Linked DNA regions of Mus musculus: region 2 is linked to region 1. The links are chromatin contacts, found by Hi-C or POLR2A ChIA-PET in ENCODE. All regions are on one chromosome and are shown on one strand. Each heading gives the region's core, a stretch centred on a gene start or an enhancer-like site at or near the end of the contact. The rest is flanking DNA. Distances are from core to core; before and after follow the strand shown. Region 1 holds the start of Ccar1 (cell division cycle and apoptosis regulator 1). Region 2 holds the start of Tet1 (tet methylcytosine dioxygenase 1).

Region 1 (7,923 bases), core at 3,197-5,696:
CAAAGAAAAGTGTGAATTTTCTATAGAGGAGAAAAAAGAAGAAAAAAATATGCAACACTGCCTTTACTGTTGTTTACTTTGTAGCCAAGGCTGACCTTCAACTTGCAGTAATCTTCCTGCCTGGTAGTATAGGATATTTTACCGTGGCTGGATGGAAAACTCTTACTTCCATTAATTTAGGATCTTTACTGTAGTTCTGTAATAAAAAATAAAAATAAAAAAAAGAGTAACTCAAAGGTTTGGCTATAGAGTGGAATTTTATAGCATCATAACAAAGGAATAATGAATTTAGAGTCAGGCCTGTATGATGATATCATGTTGACCTAAACTGCCTCTTGTCAAAAACAAAATCAAAAACAAAACACTGAGCATTGCTGTACAGATCTGCTATCCCAATTAGTCAGGAGGCTGAAGTAGTGGGAACACAAATTCAAGGCCTGTCTCTTATAAAAGGAACTCAAGTTCAGCCCTGGCAACTCTGTGAGACCCTGCTTCTAATGTACAAAGAGGACAATGTTTCAAGATGATTGGGTAATACAGTGTTTCTGTAGAATGCTCAAGGCTGTGGGTCAGTCTCAGGGAACATCCTCCTTTCTCTCTTTGTCTCTCTCCCTCTCTGTAATAAAATATCATGACAAACAAAAATAGTTACCAGTCTCTAATGACAGTATGGGGATAACTAATGAAGTTTCATTTGTGTGTACAGCTGGGTCTGGTGGCTTGTAGCTGCAATCTCAGAACTTGGAGCCAGAGGCAGGATTGTCACAAGCCTGAAGCTAGCTTTGTCTATAAGTCAAGTATCAGGCATGCCAGAACTATTAATAGGATTTTGTCTCCAAAAATAAAACAAAGGCAATCATGGCCAAAAATATCTTTGTCTAGTATCTTTGTGTGCAGTCTATTATCTGATAAGGGTGTTTGCTCAGCTCCTGTAGAAGACAACTTATATTCTGCCAAGAGGGGAAAGAGAGTGGGGTGGAAGACTAGGAGAAATTTTTTTTGTCAAATCATCTTTTGCTAAAAGCAATTCTTTCATTAAAAAAAAATTTTTATTTATTTATTTATTTATTTTAATGTATGCATGTACATGGTCACACTCTTCGGACACACCAGAAGAGGGCATCCGATCCCATTACAGATGGTTGTGAGCTACCATGTGGTTGCTGGGAATTGAACTCAGGACCTCTGGCAGAGACATCAGTCTGCAACTGAGCCATCTCTCCAGCCCAGTTAAAAGCAATTCATAAATAAAAGAGAAAACTTGAAGCTGACAATCTGGTTTCCCTCAGGATTGTTCATAGAAGCTTAAAAGTAAAAGTGAAAAGGTCAGCTGAGCCGCATGTGGTGGCACACCCCTTTAATCCCAGCACTCGGGAGGCAGAGGCAGGCGGATTTCTGAGTTCAAGGCCAGCCTGGTCTACAAAGTGAGCTACAGGACACAAAGGGCTACACAGAGAAACCCTGTCTTGAAAAACCAAAAACCAAAACCAACCAACCAAACAAACAAACAAACAAAGGTCAGCTGAGGAAATAAGGGAAAGGGTGGTATGTTTGTTTATATTGTAAACATAAAAACAGAAATTCTGGCAGAGGCAGGTGGATTTCTGAGTTGGAGGCAAGCCTGGTTACAGAGTAAGTTCCAGGACAGCCAGGGCTACACAGAGAAACCCTGACAACAAAACAGAAATTCTGGAGTCAGTGCCTCTTTTCGTAGCTCTGCCTCTCCTGGCACTGACTGTGTTCACCATGCTAGCCTCGAACTCACAGAGATCAGTCGGCTTCTGTTTCCCTCGTGCTAGAATTGAGGGTGATATAGCAGTCTCCATGTCTGACTTTTTATTCACTTTAGAAAATATTTTATTTTCTATTTTTCAGAAGTTTTATGTGAATAACGATGTTTCTATTGCGTGTATGTGTGTGCATAACCCACACCAATCGACAACCATAGAGACCAGAAGAAAGCAACTATACCCTGTAGAACAGGGTTACTGAAGTTTTTAGCCACCCTGTAGGTGTTGTGATTAGAAGTCACATCCTCTGGAAGACCTCACAGTACTCTTTTCTTTTTTTTTACTTATTTATTTATTCATTTATTTATTTATTTATTATATGGAAGTACACTGTAGCTGTCTTCAGACACTCCAGAAGAGGGAGTCAGATCTTGTTACTACGGATGGTTGTGAGCCACCATGTGGTTGCTGGGATTTGAACTCTGGACCTTCGGAAGAGCAGTCGGGTGCTCTTACCCACTGAGCCATCTCACCAGCCCCCTCACAGTACTCTTAACTTCTGAGTGTTTGCCCTTAAATTTCATTTTTATTCATGTGTATGAATTTGTGTATATGTTTGTGTGAGCCTGTGTCACATGTGTGCAGTATCCCAGGAGGCCGGGAGAGGGCCTCAGAGTTCTGTTTAGTTGTATGGGGCTAATGTAGATGGTGGGATGAGCTCCAAGGTTTAGGAAAGAATATCAAGTGGGCCTAACTGCTGAACCATCCCTCTAGCTCTGTTTCGTGTGTTTTATTTATTTTGTTTTTGTTTTTGGTCTTTTGAGACAGGATTTTTCTGTTTCACCCTGGCCATTCTGGAACTCACTCTGTAGACCAGGCTGGCCTTGAACTTAAATATCTGCCTACCTCTGTCTCCCAAGTGCTGAGATTAAAGGCATGTACCACCACTGCTCTGCTTTGTGTGTTTTATAAACACTCTTTCACTATGTAGCCCTGGCTGTCCTGTGCCTTACAATGTAGACCAAGCTAATCTAGAAGTCATAGAGACATGTCAATCCAAAATACAGACATCAAAAACATATGCCTGGGGTTTCTTTCAGAACTTAAAAAAAAAAAAAAAGAAGTATTTATTTATTTATTTATTTATTATGAGTACACTGTAGCTGTCTTCAGACACACCAGAAGAGGGCATCAGATCCCATTACCGATGGTTGTGAGCCACCATGTGGTTGCTGGGAATTGAATTCAGGACCTCTGGAAGAGCAGTTAGTGCTCTTAACCGCTGAGCCATTTCTCCAGCCCCCAGAACTTTTTTTGATAAGGTATCTCAGATTTAAGTTTTCTCACTTTGTCCCTCTTATTGCTGGGCCACCTGGCACACGCTGTTTTGAATTTTTACAAATTACTATAGTGTGATGACTATATTCTAATAGTTTGAAGGTCAGGACAGAATTAGTAAGGACAAAGGAGTTACATTTTACCCAACTTCTGTAAGTTTTACTTAAGTGGGAGAAAGGACCCTTGTGGTTTGAAAAATATTAAAGAACGTGTACCTATGTGATCCTGTGTTCATAAAATTTAAGGGAAAAAATACAAGGAACCACAGAAAAAGCTATATATTTTATCCTATTGGGTTTGATGAGATAAGGTGTTACACAGTCCAGGCTGGCCTTGAACTCCTGATCCTCCCTTCCCCTCCCTCCCAAGTGTTAGATTACAGGTCACCACCTGATCATGCTTGGCTCAGCTAATCTTATGTGGGATTCCTAGCATAAGCTATTTCATGTTGAGAATTTGACTAGATGTCACCAGCAGGTGTAGGACAAAATTAGAAAATGACTTAATAATAGCTCTGTCTTTCATTTTTTGAGACAGGGTTTATCTGTGTTGCCCTGGCTGTGTCTGCCTCTGCCTCTTGAGCGCTGGGATTAGAGGTGTGCACTTCCCCCATCCCCCAACCTTTCCACTCCCTCTCGCCCCCCAAATCCTCCAGCTGTTTCTTTTCAGTAGGGTCTTCAAATACTAGGGGTGATGATGGCCTGCACTCAGTGTATTAAAATCCACTCAGTTGTTCGCTTTTACACATTCCAGCCTTAATCCCGAGGAGATGGCACTGCGGTTAAAAGCACTAATCTCTGTTCTCAGGACCTGGGATTGATTATCAGCACCCACGGGGTGGTTCACACCGGTCAGGAACTCTAGTTTCGGGGGATCTGTCGTCTTCTCAGCTCCAGGGGCACCAAGCCCACACCTGTGCGCATAAATCATGGAGGCAAAACCCTCTAAAAATGAAAAGAATGTAAACAAAAAAAAATTTTTTTTTTTTGTTCTTCGAGACAGGATATGTCTGTATAACCCTGACTGTTTTGGAACTCACTCTGTAGACCAGGCTGGCCTCGAACTCAGAAATCCGCCTGCCTCTGCCTCTCGAGTGCTGGGATTAAAGGCGTGCGCCACCACTGCCCGCTAACAACGAAGTTCTTACAGGCTTATTCTTCCAAACATGTTCCAAACAAGAATAGAGGGACCACAAGATGGCGGCGGCGACACCGGCCGGACCACGTGACTGCCGCTCGCTCTCCCTCTCTCTCCCAGGGAAGGACAGCGTTGGCCTCAGAGCAGGCGAGCGACAGCCAGCTCATTGTTCAGCGAAGTCAAGGTAACCCGGCTGAGGCTCGCTCTCGCTCCCCAGTGAACGCACTCGCGGGGAGCGCGCACGCCGAACTTTTTTCGCGCACGCGCCCGTTCCTCTCGGAACCGGGAGGCGGTGCGGCGTAGGCAGGGGGGTTGGAGGGGAAAGCAGTCTGCGCATGCGCCTGAGCTTGACGGGTTTGAAATGGCTTCTCGGTTAACCCGGGCCAGACTCAGGTGAAGGTCTGGTCAGTGTTTTGGTGTGGCGCGGTGGGAGGCCGCGGCGGGTTGCTTCCGTTCGTTGGCAGCCGGTCAGCGGAGGGGTAGGGAGCGAGTGATGTGGCGGTGGCGGGTGGGTGTGTGATGGCGGACGCCGCGGGGCCGGCGGGCGAGGGACGCGGTCCCTTTTGTGCGGGTCGGAGTAGGCCCCACGCGCCGCGCCCTGCCCCCAGCGCAGCGGCTCCAGGCCCCTCAGGTGCGGCCTGCGCCCCTTCGACTGGGCCGGGCCAGGCCGGAGGCCGTGCGTCCTCCGGCCCGCGCTGCCCCGCCGCTGAGACCCGGCCCCGGGCGGCGGCGGCGAGCGTTTCCAGCGCTTGGAGGTTCTCTCAGACCGGCCCGGGGACCTCGGGGACTGCGACGACCCGCGGGCCCCAGTGGCCGCGGCCTGGGGCGCTGCCTTCCATCTTTCACGGCCGGCGCGTGGGAGGAAGATGAGTGTCCTCACCCCGGGATGCCAGGCCCATCTTTTCCTTTTCTCTTGGGTTTTTGAGCCGGGGTCTTCGCAGTGGTTCTTTTGGAGCCGCGCGTCCTCCCAACTGCCTCCCCACTCCCGGAGTGGAGACTAGGGTGACAAAGGCCATAGTGACTTCCTAGCCCTTAAAGTAATGTTCGTTATTGAGATGGTATCTGCCAATACCTTTATGGGGGAGGGGGGGTCTCGACGCAGTTTCCGTTATTGATTTAACCCCACTGCAGGACCTCAGACCATCGCCCAAAGAAACACGCAGGCTGTACTTGCTGCGTCTATAAGTTCGTTTGTCCCCAGAGAGAGAGGCTCTGTATCTAGCCCTAGCTGGTTTGTAATGTCATATAAATCATGCTGGCCTGGAGTTTATAGAGATCCGCCTGACTCTGCCTCTGGAGGGATGGGTTGGGAGGGGATTAAAGGCTTTGCCACTAAGCTCGGGCAGACCTTTTTAGGAAATGACCTTGTAGTTACTGAAGGAAGTTCCTTTAAGTCAGCCCCAAGGATATCTTTTAAATAGAGTATGCACAAGTGATCTGTTGATAGGCTGGTTGTGCGTTTTATTTCAAATGTTCTGTTGCACACTTCGGTTGGTTCTTGTTTGGAACGTGTCTTTAATATATCAATGATTTCTCTAAACTAGCCTTTTCCTATATCCTTTATAGGTATCTGCTATAGAAGGGAAACAAGTGAAAGTTTTCCCCCCCTTGCATCATGGCTCAGTTTGGAGGACAGAAGAATCCACCATGGGCTACTCAGTTTACAGCCACTGCGGTCTCACAACCAGGTCAGGCAACTGAACCCTTGGACTGGAAATGATATACCCTTTAGTTTTTAAGATACTTTTGAAAATTAACTCAGGAACAAAAACAAAACCCCACTTATCCAGCAATTTGAACACTTTTTTTTTTTTTTTTTTTTTTGGTTTTTCAAGACAGGGTTTCTCTGTGTAGCCCTGGCTGCCCTGGAACTCACTTTGTAGACCAGGTTGGCCTCGAACTCAGAAATCCTCCTGCCTCTGCCTCCCAAGTGCTGGGATTAAAGGGGTGTGCCACCACGCCCGGCTCTTTGTTTTTGTTTTGTTATTTGTGTCTAATTTTTTTTTAGTTTACTAAGGGGTTTTGCCATTTAAGTCTTCCACTACACTTTACCATTTGTGTTTGGCCTTTGATATACAGTCTTTATTAGCAGCAGTCCTTTGGCATGAGCAACCACACCCAGCTTATAGTTTTCAAATGCCTTAAGTTTATCTTTTTTCCTCTGGGTTTTTGGGTTTCAGTTAGGTTTGTCTGTGTAGCCAGTAGTCTTGGCTGTCATGGAACTCACTATTTTGACCAGGCTGGCCTTGAACTCAGATCTGCTTGCCTCTGCCTCCCAAATGCTGGGACTAAAGGTGTGTGCCACCATGCCCATAATTAAAGTTGGTTTAATTATGTTTTATAGAACACTAATTTATTAGAGAGAATCCTCCTTCCCTAGCTTCCTCCCTTCCTTTGTGGTGCTGGGGATTTAATTGTACTGAGCTTCAAGTAGAATATATCTTGTTTCCCATGTTTTCAGTTTTAAGAAGATACATTTTTAGGCCAGGTATGGTGGCATACTTCTCAAAACAACAAAAATCAAAAAACCAACCTGCTTTAAAACTTAAACAGCAAAAACAAAAAAGCCAAAGTATTTTAAAGTAAATATACCTGATTTATCTTTCTTCTTTTCTTTTTTTTCCTGGTCATAGTCGACATGCCTTTAATTTTAACACTTGGGAGGCACAGGCAGGATCTCTGAGTTTAAGGCCAGCCTGGTCTAAATAATGAGTTCCATGATAGCCAGGATTACATAGATCTTATCTAGATGCCTCTCCCCTAATTATTTGTATTTTTTAAAATTACATTTTCATGCTCCTCTGGAGTATGAGTTTGAGAGAGAGGGGGTGGGAGAAAGAGGATTAAAGTCAGAGACAAGTGGCAGACGTTTGTTTTCGTTCATGTAGGGTAGGTCTTGTGAATTGAATTGAGTTTGCCAGCCTTGATGGCAAGCACATTTACCCAGTGATCCTCCTGGCTGAGCCCTTAGCATTGTTCTGTGTGTGATGTGTATATCAGAGCAGGTATTCGTGTGTGGAGGTTAGTGGACAACTTTTGGTAGTTGGTTCTTTCACGATGGGTTCTGGGGATTGAACCCAGGTTGTCAGACTTGTATGGCAGGTGCTTTTACCCCCATTGAGTAAGATTACTGGTACATTTATGGTTTCATTTGTTTGTGTTTAATGTAGAAATACTGACTCTTTAAGAATTTAATGCCAGGGATCTTTTAAGACATGTTTGGCAGTAAAGTGCTTGCACAGAACCCACAAACCCTTTGATTTGATTTCTAGCACCTCAAACCGGGTGTACTGTATTCCTGAAATCAAGCACTCCTATGGTAGAGGCAGGAGGATCAGAAGTTCAAGTCAAACTTTAGTGAGTTTCAGGCCACCCTTGACTGAAAGTGCTGCACTGTGACCCCACCCACCCCCTTTGTGTGTCTGGTCTTGGTGGTTCATTCCTTTAACCCCAGAACATTTAGGAGGTGGATTTCTGAGTGTCGGGTCAGGCCAGCTTGGTCTACATAGCAAGTTTCAGGACAGCCAGGGTTAAAAAGTGAGATCCTGAAAAACAAACAAAATCCAATTACTATTAGTCTATGGAAAAAAAAAATAGCTGTAAGCATCAAAGGAACACTTACCGTTAGTTTAAGTCAAAAAAAAATTACTGCAATTTTCCAGAGGCAGAAATCCAAAAATAAATAAGTGAAAAGTTATTTGTTACTTGTGGTGGAGTT
Region 2 (7,923 bases), core at 2,546-5,045, 95 kb before region 1:
AACGATAATTTGAAGTTACTTAAAAGTATCAAATTGTAGCAGAGCTCACGGGATCAATGTAAGCAAGACCAACCTGGTGTGTATAGGGAATTCAGGCCAGTTACCACTACAAAGGGAGACTGTCTCAAAAACTAAAATAAAAATACAAAAGCCCCAAACAGCCGGGCAGTGGTGGCACACACCTTTAATTCCTGCACTTGAGAGGTAGAGGCAGGCAGATTTTTGAGTTCAAGGGCAGCCTGGTCTGCAGAATGAGTTCCAGGACAGGCAGGGCTACACAGAGAAACTCTGTCTTGAAACAAAACAAAACAAAATAAAACAAAATAAATGAAGCCCCAAACAACAACACCACCCAAAAAAAAAAAAATCTTATGGATTGGGCTAGGGATAGAGCTCATATACCAAATAAAGCAGACAAATAAGGTCTGTAGTAAATTTTGAGAGTAAACATGGCATATGTGCCTTGAAAAGTAAGATCTGAGTTTGATTCCTACTATACACATGGTGATGGCTAGGTACGGTATTAAAGCCTTGTAAGAACAGTAATACACTGCTGGGCCTGGTGTTGCATGCCTTTTATCCCAGCACTTGGGAGGCAGAGGCAGGTGGATTTCTGAGGCCAGCCTGGTCTGCAGAGTGAGTTCCAAGACAGCCAGAACTATACAGAGAAAAACCCTGTCTCGAAAAACAAAGAACAATAATTACACATGGCAGGAAAATATCACTTAGTTCTGTAATCTGAGCTTCTCTGGAGTCTTTTTTTTGTTTTGTTTTTGTTTTTGAAGACAGGGTTTCTCTGTTTAGCTCTGGCTGTCCTGTAGACCAGGTTGTCCTCGAACTCAGAAATCTGCCTGCCTCTGCTGCCCAAGTGCTGGGATTAAAGGTGTGTGCCACCATGCCTGGCTTTTTCTTCTTTCTTTCTTTCTTTCCTTCCTTCCTTCCTTCCTTCCTTCTTTCTTTCTTTCTTTCTTTCTTTCTTTCTTTCTTTCTTTCTTTCTTTCTTTCTTTCTTTCTTTCTCATTTGTTATGTAAGTGCATTGTAGTTGTCTTCAGACAGGCCAGAAGACAGCATCAGATCTCATTATGGTGGTTGTGAGCCATGTTGGGATTTGAACTCAGGACCTGGGAAATAACAGTCAGTGCTCTTAGCCACTGAGCCATTTCGCCTGCCCAAAGACCTGAGTTTCTTTCTTTCTTTTCTTTTATAATTAATTAATTAATTAATTAATTATATGTAAGTACACCATAGCTGTCCTCATACACTCCAGAAGAGGGAGTCAGATCTCATTTCAGATGGTTGTGAGCCACCATGTGGTTGCTGGGATTTGAACTCAGGACTTTAGGAAGAGCAGTGGGCACTCTTAACCGCTGAGCCATCTCACCAGCCCCAAGACCTGAGTTTCTTAAAGGGGTCATGGAACAGTCCCTGGCAGACAAGACTGATATGCTACACAGTTGCCAGTGGCAAATTGCTTGATGGGTTGAGGAAAAGTCCACAAACCTGGACACAGAACTAACTATTCACTGCTGAGGTGGTGTGAGCAGAGAAATAAAAATATGTTGTTTGTTTCCTTCATATGACTAGAAAACATCAGAAAAATCCCAGCTCCTGATAAGCTATTGTAAATGGAGTAGTAACTGCCTTGCATGCTATTATCTCTGGAGACATTGCCTTTAGTACCAGTCCTGCTTCGTCCTTTTTTGAGTCCTTGCATTAAGCCTTGCCTTCCTGTGAATTTTTGTATTCTCCTGTTCTCTTAAATTTGTGCTTATGCCAAATTGTGGGAGTGAGTTCTCGACACCCTGATGTGTGGATTTCAAGGATCAAACTCAGATCTGTAGGCTTGGCCAGAGGTACTGATAATCTGTCCCATTTCAAAGGCCCGACTTTATCTTTTTTTTCTTTTTTAAAAATTAAATTTATTAGAGGCAGGTGGATTTCTGAGTTCGAGGACAGCTTTGGTCTACAAAGCAAGTTTCAGGACAGCCAGATATACAAAGAAACCCTGTCTCAAAAAAAAAAAAAAAAAAAAAAAAAAAAACCAAAAATTATTTACATTCCAAATGTTGCCTCCCAAAGGCCCAACTTGAAAAGAATTTTTTTTGTTGTTTGTTTTTTGAGAAAAGAAAATTTTAAGTCCGGCATGGTGGCAGAAGCCTTTAATCCCAGCACTCGGGAGGCAGAGACAGGTGGACAGGGGTGTTGGGGCTGGAGAGATGGCTCAGTGGTTAAGAACATTTACTGCTCTTCCAAAGGTCCTGAGTTCAATTCCCAGCAACCACATAGTGTGGCTCACAACTTTTGTAACAGGATCAGATGCCCTCTTCTGGTGTGTCTGAAGACAGCTCTAGTGTACTTGTCATATATATAAAATAAATAAATAAAATCTTAAAAAACTATTACAGGGTCTCACTCTATTAAGGCTGGCTGGGAAAAGAGATGTTTGCCTGGTTTTGCTAGAGTGTTTTGTCTTATTTGTCTAAAAACTTATCTGTCAATATTTCTCGCACTTTATAGGTATGGGAAGGAGAATCAGTTCAAGGTCAAAATCTAATAGAGAAAGGGAATGAAAGAAAAATAAAGAAAAAAAGAGAGAGCCAGGTTTGCTTTTTTCTATTGCAAAGATTAAATTGAGGCCTCAGTCTTCACCTCTGAGCAGAACTCAGCTAGAAGTGCATTTCTGACCTCCAATCAGGTTACTTTATAATCCCAGCACTGGAAAGGCTGTGGCTGGAAGATTCCTGCCTTTGAGGGCAGCCTGGGCTACACAGAGACTTTTAAAAGCTAAACAAACAAACCCGTTATAGCTGGTACCTAGTTAAGAATACATTTAAAGGATTTATTTAGGGTGTAAGCTTGACAGTTTGGGACTATTTCTCCGAACAATCTAGGGACATTTATTTGTTTTATTTTGTTTTGTTTTTTTGAGACAGGATTTCTCTGTATAGCCCTGGCTGTCCTAGAACTCACTTTGTAAACCAGACTGGCCTATAATTCAGAAATCCACTTGCCTCTGCCCCCCAAGTCCTGGGATTAAAGGCATCTGCTAGGCTATCGAGGGACATTTATATACCACAGTTCAGGTATGGAATTGGGGGAGTGGAGTGTAAAGCCACAAGCCAGTTTTCTCCCTTCCACCTGAAGCAGTAGATTTCCTTGTCTAAGGGCAGACTTCTGGAAGAAGAGAAAGCTATCTTACCTTGGGATATGCCTAGTTAAAGTCAAGCCTGAACCTCATGGCAGGAATTTCTCTCTTACTGTATTTCCATTTCCTATAAAGTGATTATGATCACTAATGAGTCCGCAGTCAATGGCTAATCAAAATAAAGATGTAGGGAAAAAATCAAAGCTAATTTGATTTCTCTTTGGTCTTGAAGTTGGTTTGACACCTCTAGGATGTCACCTGGATGACCCGACTCGCTTCTGGAAACATTCGTTTTCGAGATACCTTTACTCCCATCTGATTAGAGATACTCTGACTCCCATCACTGAAAGAGATGGTGACCTGTAGATTTCAACACTCCTTTGACCTAAGAAAAAAGGGGAGGGAGCGCGGGCGGAATTTCAGGAAAGCCTAGGAAGGAGTGGACAGGAGAAGGGTCGAGAGGAGTCCGGCTCCGATTTGGGAAAATCCAGCTCGCATTTTGCCTCTCGCTCAGCGGTACAGGGTCCAGCAAAGGCTGTGCCCCAGCTACACTCCTAGAGGTCTGTACTGGGGAGACACCGCTGCTCTGGGGGGGGGCGAGGGCTGACCTGGCTGGGAGTACCCGCGCACTCCGCTCGTGGAACACTGCACTCTGCAACTGGTTTGTACAATCCCGGGGTCTGTATTCGCCCCTGGACGTCCTCTCCCTCCCTGGTCATGTACCTCTACCTGCCTCTTCTACGGGAACATTCGCGGAGCAGCTCCCCAACCCGGGTGCTCGGGCCCTGACCGTGCCGGATGGTAAGTGTCCATCCTAGGCCCGCCTGAACTCCTTGGCGCGTGCCGGAGCCTCAGGCTCCAAAGTTGCACGGACCAAGACCCGCTGGAAAGTTTGTCCAAGGATTGGTGCAGGCTTCTAGCAGGGGTGACCCGCGCTGCCCTGGGATCCAGAGGCAGTTTAGGGTGAGCTGGGGCGGCAGCAAAGAGCCGGGGAGTTGGGAGAGGGTACTACTCCGTGGCGGGACGGAGCTGGGGGGCGGATCTCGATCGGGCTAGGACTTTGCACGCCGCGATGCTTGGTGATGACTCGTGCGAGTCAACTCCGCGCCACGACCCCCTATCCCGGGCCGCTCCGGGTCTTTCGTGGCGGGTGACTAACAATGCTCGCGGGGGACCTTACAGCGCTCCCCAGAAAGTTTAGTTAGCCCTGGCTAGGATCGGTTCGCATGGGGACCTCCAGACTTGGCATCAACTGGAGATCCTGTAGGGGAAACGCATGTATGGCCTCTGGGAGGTCCCCAGACAGGAGTTCTTAGAAAGTCTGGGAGTCTGCCTGTAGGGAGGCGATAGCTTTTGCCAGCGAGGAGTGGGGAGCGCGAGCTGTCGGGTTCAGAAGTGTCTCACGCGTTTGAGACGTACCCCATCCTTCGCGGATGAACCCTAGAAAGGGGTTGCTGGGAGCCACTTCGGGAGTGCAGGGGACCTGGAGGTCTGGGAAAGGCTGGTCCGGAATTGGGAGGTTCAAGAAGAAGCAAGAAAGTAGGATATGTTGCCAGCGCCGAAACGCAAGTTTTTGGAATGCTACTGACTGGTTCTGGGATCCTGGAGAGGGGATTGAGGGCGTACGTGTGCTCGCAGCGGCAGAGTGAGTGCCTAAGACTTATCGTGCTGCACGTGAGCTCCGGGAGCTCGCGGTCCCTGCCTGGGCTGAAGAGACCACCGCCTACTCCGCGGGGTAGGGAAGCAAATCTTCCTTTTTCCGGAGGGGTGTGCTCGCCTATGATTATTCCAGCGCTGGGTTGGTAAAGGCATAGAGATCTCCGTGAGTTTCAGGGCAGCTAGGGCTGCATGGTGAGACCAGTCTGAAAAAGCAACTTCCCCTTTCTCTTACTCTCTCCTTCACCTCCAGTGTTCGCCCATTAATCCACAGGAATGAGTCAGGAAAGAAGTGTCCGGCTCCAGTTGCCCTTTGGGAACTGAACTGGGTACGTTTCTGACCCACTAAAATTAATGTGACTTTAAGAAAGACTTAATGCTGGAGCAGCGATAAGGATTCCCTGACTCAGCCGGGCGTGGTGGCGCACGCCTTTAATCCTAGCACTCGGGAGGCAGAGTCAGGCGGATTTCTGAGTTCGAAGCCAGCCTGGTGTACAGAGTGAGTTCCAGGACAGCTAGGGCTACACAGAGAAACCCTGTCTCGAAAAAACAAAACAAAACCCAAAAAAAACAAACAAACAAAAAGGATTCCCTGTCTTCCCCACCCCCACAACTCTTTCCAAGTGAACCAACCATCCTGAGCTGAGCGGCTACTGAGGAATTTGCAATGACTTTCCAGACCTTGGGACTACCACGACAGGATTGGTTTGGGGTGGAGTTGTGCGCTCACGCCGGATGATTGGACGAGGGGGCGCCATAAAGCAGCCCTTCCCCTCAGGTATTGGTTTCTTTTCTTTTCTCTTTTTTCTCTTCTCTTCTCCTTTCTTTTCTTTTCTGTCTTCCTTTTTTGTTTTTTTTTTTTCGAGACACGGTTTCTCTGTATAGTCCTGGAACTCACTTTGTAGACCAGACTGGCCTCGAACTCAGAAATCCTCTTGCCTCTGCCTCCCGAGTGCTGGGATTAAAGGAGTGCCCTACCACGCCCGGCAGGTATTGGTTTCTTGAGGCAAAAACAATTTGGAGAGTATATTTAGATTCAGTTACACACAACTGAATATAGTTAATTAGGTATTTATGGGTATAGTGAAGCTTAATGCTTCCAGACCAGCCGCTAATAATTAAAAAGAATCTCAGATGCTACAGTTTATGGCTTCCTGGGTTTTGATGTCTGTTTTAAAGAATTTATGTGTGGTAAGGTGTCACTCTATTCCAGACTGACTTGACCTTTACTGGCAGAAGCTGGTCTCGAACTTATGACTCCTCCTGAATATTGGGATTACAGATATGCACCCTCCACTGCTGTTGCCTCTGGTCCTCGCGGTGATACTCCTGCCTTGCTCAGCCGGTGTTCTTGGCTGTGAGTGCAGATCTTCATTGATCATATAGGGCATTGCCCTGGTCTTCATATCCCCAATTAAGCATTTTGAATTGGGGTCTTTTTAAAAATAAACATTTGGAGGAATAGGATTTATTTAGGGTCTTTAGTAGGCTGGACTAAATGACTGTAGAACTCAACATTTTAATGAGTTAACTATTGCTCTCAGATTCCCTGCTTCCGCTGAAGGGGTGGGTCAGAGGTTGGAGACACCCTCCTCACCCTTTGTCTCTTCCTTATCTACCTTCTTCCCCTCCCCCACCTTCTGGACACATCCTTCCTGCCTCCTTCATTTCTTTTCCCCCTTGTCCTTAAGAAAAAAAAAATTTTTTTTTAAACCTGTATGTCTTTTGATTCTCCTTCCCCTACCTGACCTCAGTTCTCTTCTGTTGTCTTTAACTCCTTACATTCTTGTGAATTCTTGGCTTTGCTCAGTCGTTTGGATTTCTATCTTTTCACCTTATAAAATGTATAAGATACTGTTCCTTAGCCTCTTCCTGTTCTTCCTTAAACCGCCTGGCTTTTGGAAGAGACTTTTAACCTCTTTTTTTCCCCTGTTCTCTTCCATTTTGGTTCTCTTTGCGTCCCCCACCCGACCCTGCCCCCGTGGGGTGTCCGGGGGTGTTTTACATATGGAAGGAGGCAGCTTTCAGCTGCATTTCCCTGAGCAGCCTCTCCGAGCGCCCCAGGCTTTCACACTTCCTGAGATAGCCTCCCCCCCCCCCCCCTTCAATGTAGAATCTAGTTGTGGGGAAATCCAGCCCAGTGTCAACTTTTTTCAGAAAATGCTTTTAATAAGTCTTATATTAGTCTTAGTGTTTGGTTTGGTTTGGTTGGTCCAGGGGAAAAGCCTTTATGGTCTCTGGGCCTGAAATCAGTTTGCGTGTAGCTTTAGGCATGCAAATGACACTTTAGCACCGGCGGCAGCTGGAAGGATTGCAGTGTTATTTCAAATTGATGTTTGGGCTCAATGGTTACTTAAGAAAGTGCAGCAGCCATTGCCTGCTCAGGGGACTTCCAGAGGTAAGCAAGAGAAGAGATTTTCGAGGGAGAGGAAATTCCCCGATGGTGCCATCAATACTGTAATTCACGGCCTACTGGTATTGTTAGGAAGCTAGCCTTTCATTTTTTTTAGGTAAGGAGAATAAATACTTTTATTTTTTTTTTTATTTTGTTTTTGAAGACAGGGTTTCTCTGTGTAGCTCTGGCTACCCTGGAACTTGCTCTGTAGACCAGGCTGGCCTTGAACTCATGAGGTCCACCTGCCTCTGCCTCACCCCCACTACCCTCAGTGTCAACTCTGACTAGTTTTATTTTCATTTTCCTCCCTGGACAATAAGGACTCAATAGGATCCTGTCAGTTAATTACACATGGCTCCCCCTCCTGGGCCTTGCTAGATATATCTATTAAGATGGGTACCAGGTATTTTCTTATATCTGTATTGCAGAGATACCCGGATATATTCAGATATATTCTAGGTTAGAGTAAGTAAAACATTTAGAAGTACTTTTTTTTTGTTTTGTTTTGTTTTGTTTTTTGTTTTTTGAGACAGGGTTTCTCTGTGTAGCCCTGGCTGTCCTGGAACTCACTTTGTAGACCAGTCTGGCCTTGAACTCAGAAATCCACCTGCCTCTGCCTCCCAAGTGCTGGGATCAAAGGTGTGCGCCACCACTGCCCAGCTTATTATTTTCTTATTTAATTACTCATTTACTGATGTAGAGAATTGAACCTAGGGCTTCAGACAT

What was found. Hi-C counts contacts between places; a loop is a spot of excess contacts on that map. ChIA-PET counts read pairs that join two places held with the same protein, here RNA polymerase II (POLR2A).
Region 2: POLR2A ChIA-PET joins it to region 1 with 19 read pairs in Patski. The contact joins the promoter of Tet1 here to the promoter of Ccar1 in region 1. A Hi-C loop is called at or near these places in 1 of 37 maps with a recorded cell type or tissue (regulatory T cell). POLR2A ChIA-PET finds 5 or more read pairs at or near these places in 5 of 5 experiments (Patski and embryonic stem cell).

What each region holds. Positions count from the first base shown.
Region 1 is chr10:62,788,891-62,796,813 of GRCm38, reverse strand. Ccar1 (cell division cycle and apoptosis regulator 1) reads left to right here and starts at 4,446. Exons shown (of 25, transcript NM_026201.3): 1 at 4,446-4,598; 2 at 5,772-5,893. The coding sequence starts at 5,821.
Region 2 is chr10:62,883,196-62,891,118 of GRCm38, reverse strand. Tet1 (tet methylcytosine dioxygenase 1) reads left to right here and starts at 3,795. Exons shown (of 13, transcript NM_001253857.2): 1 at 3,795-3,947. The region is part of intron 2 of Gm51805 (a long non-coding RNA gene); the gene reads right to left.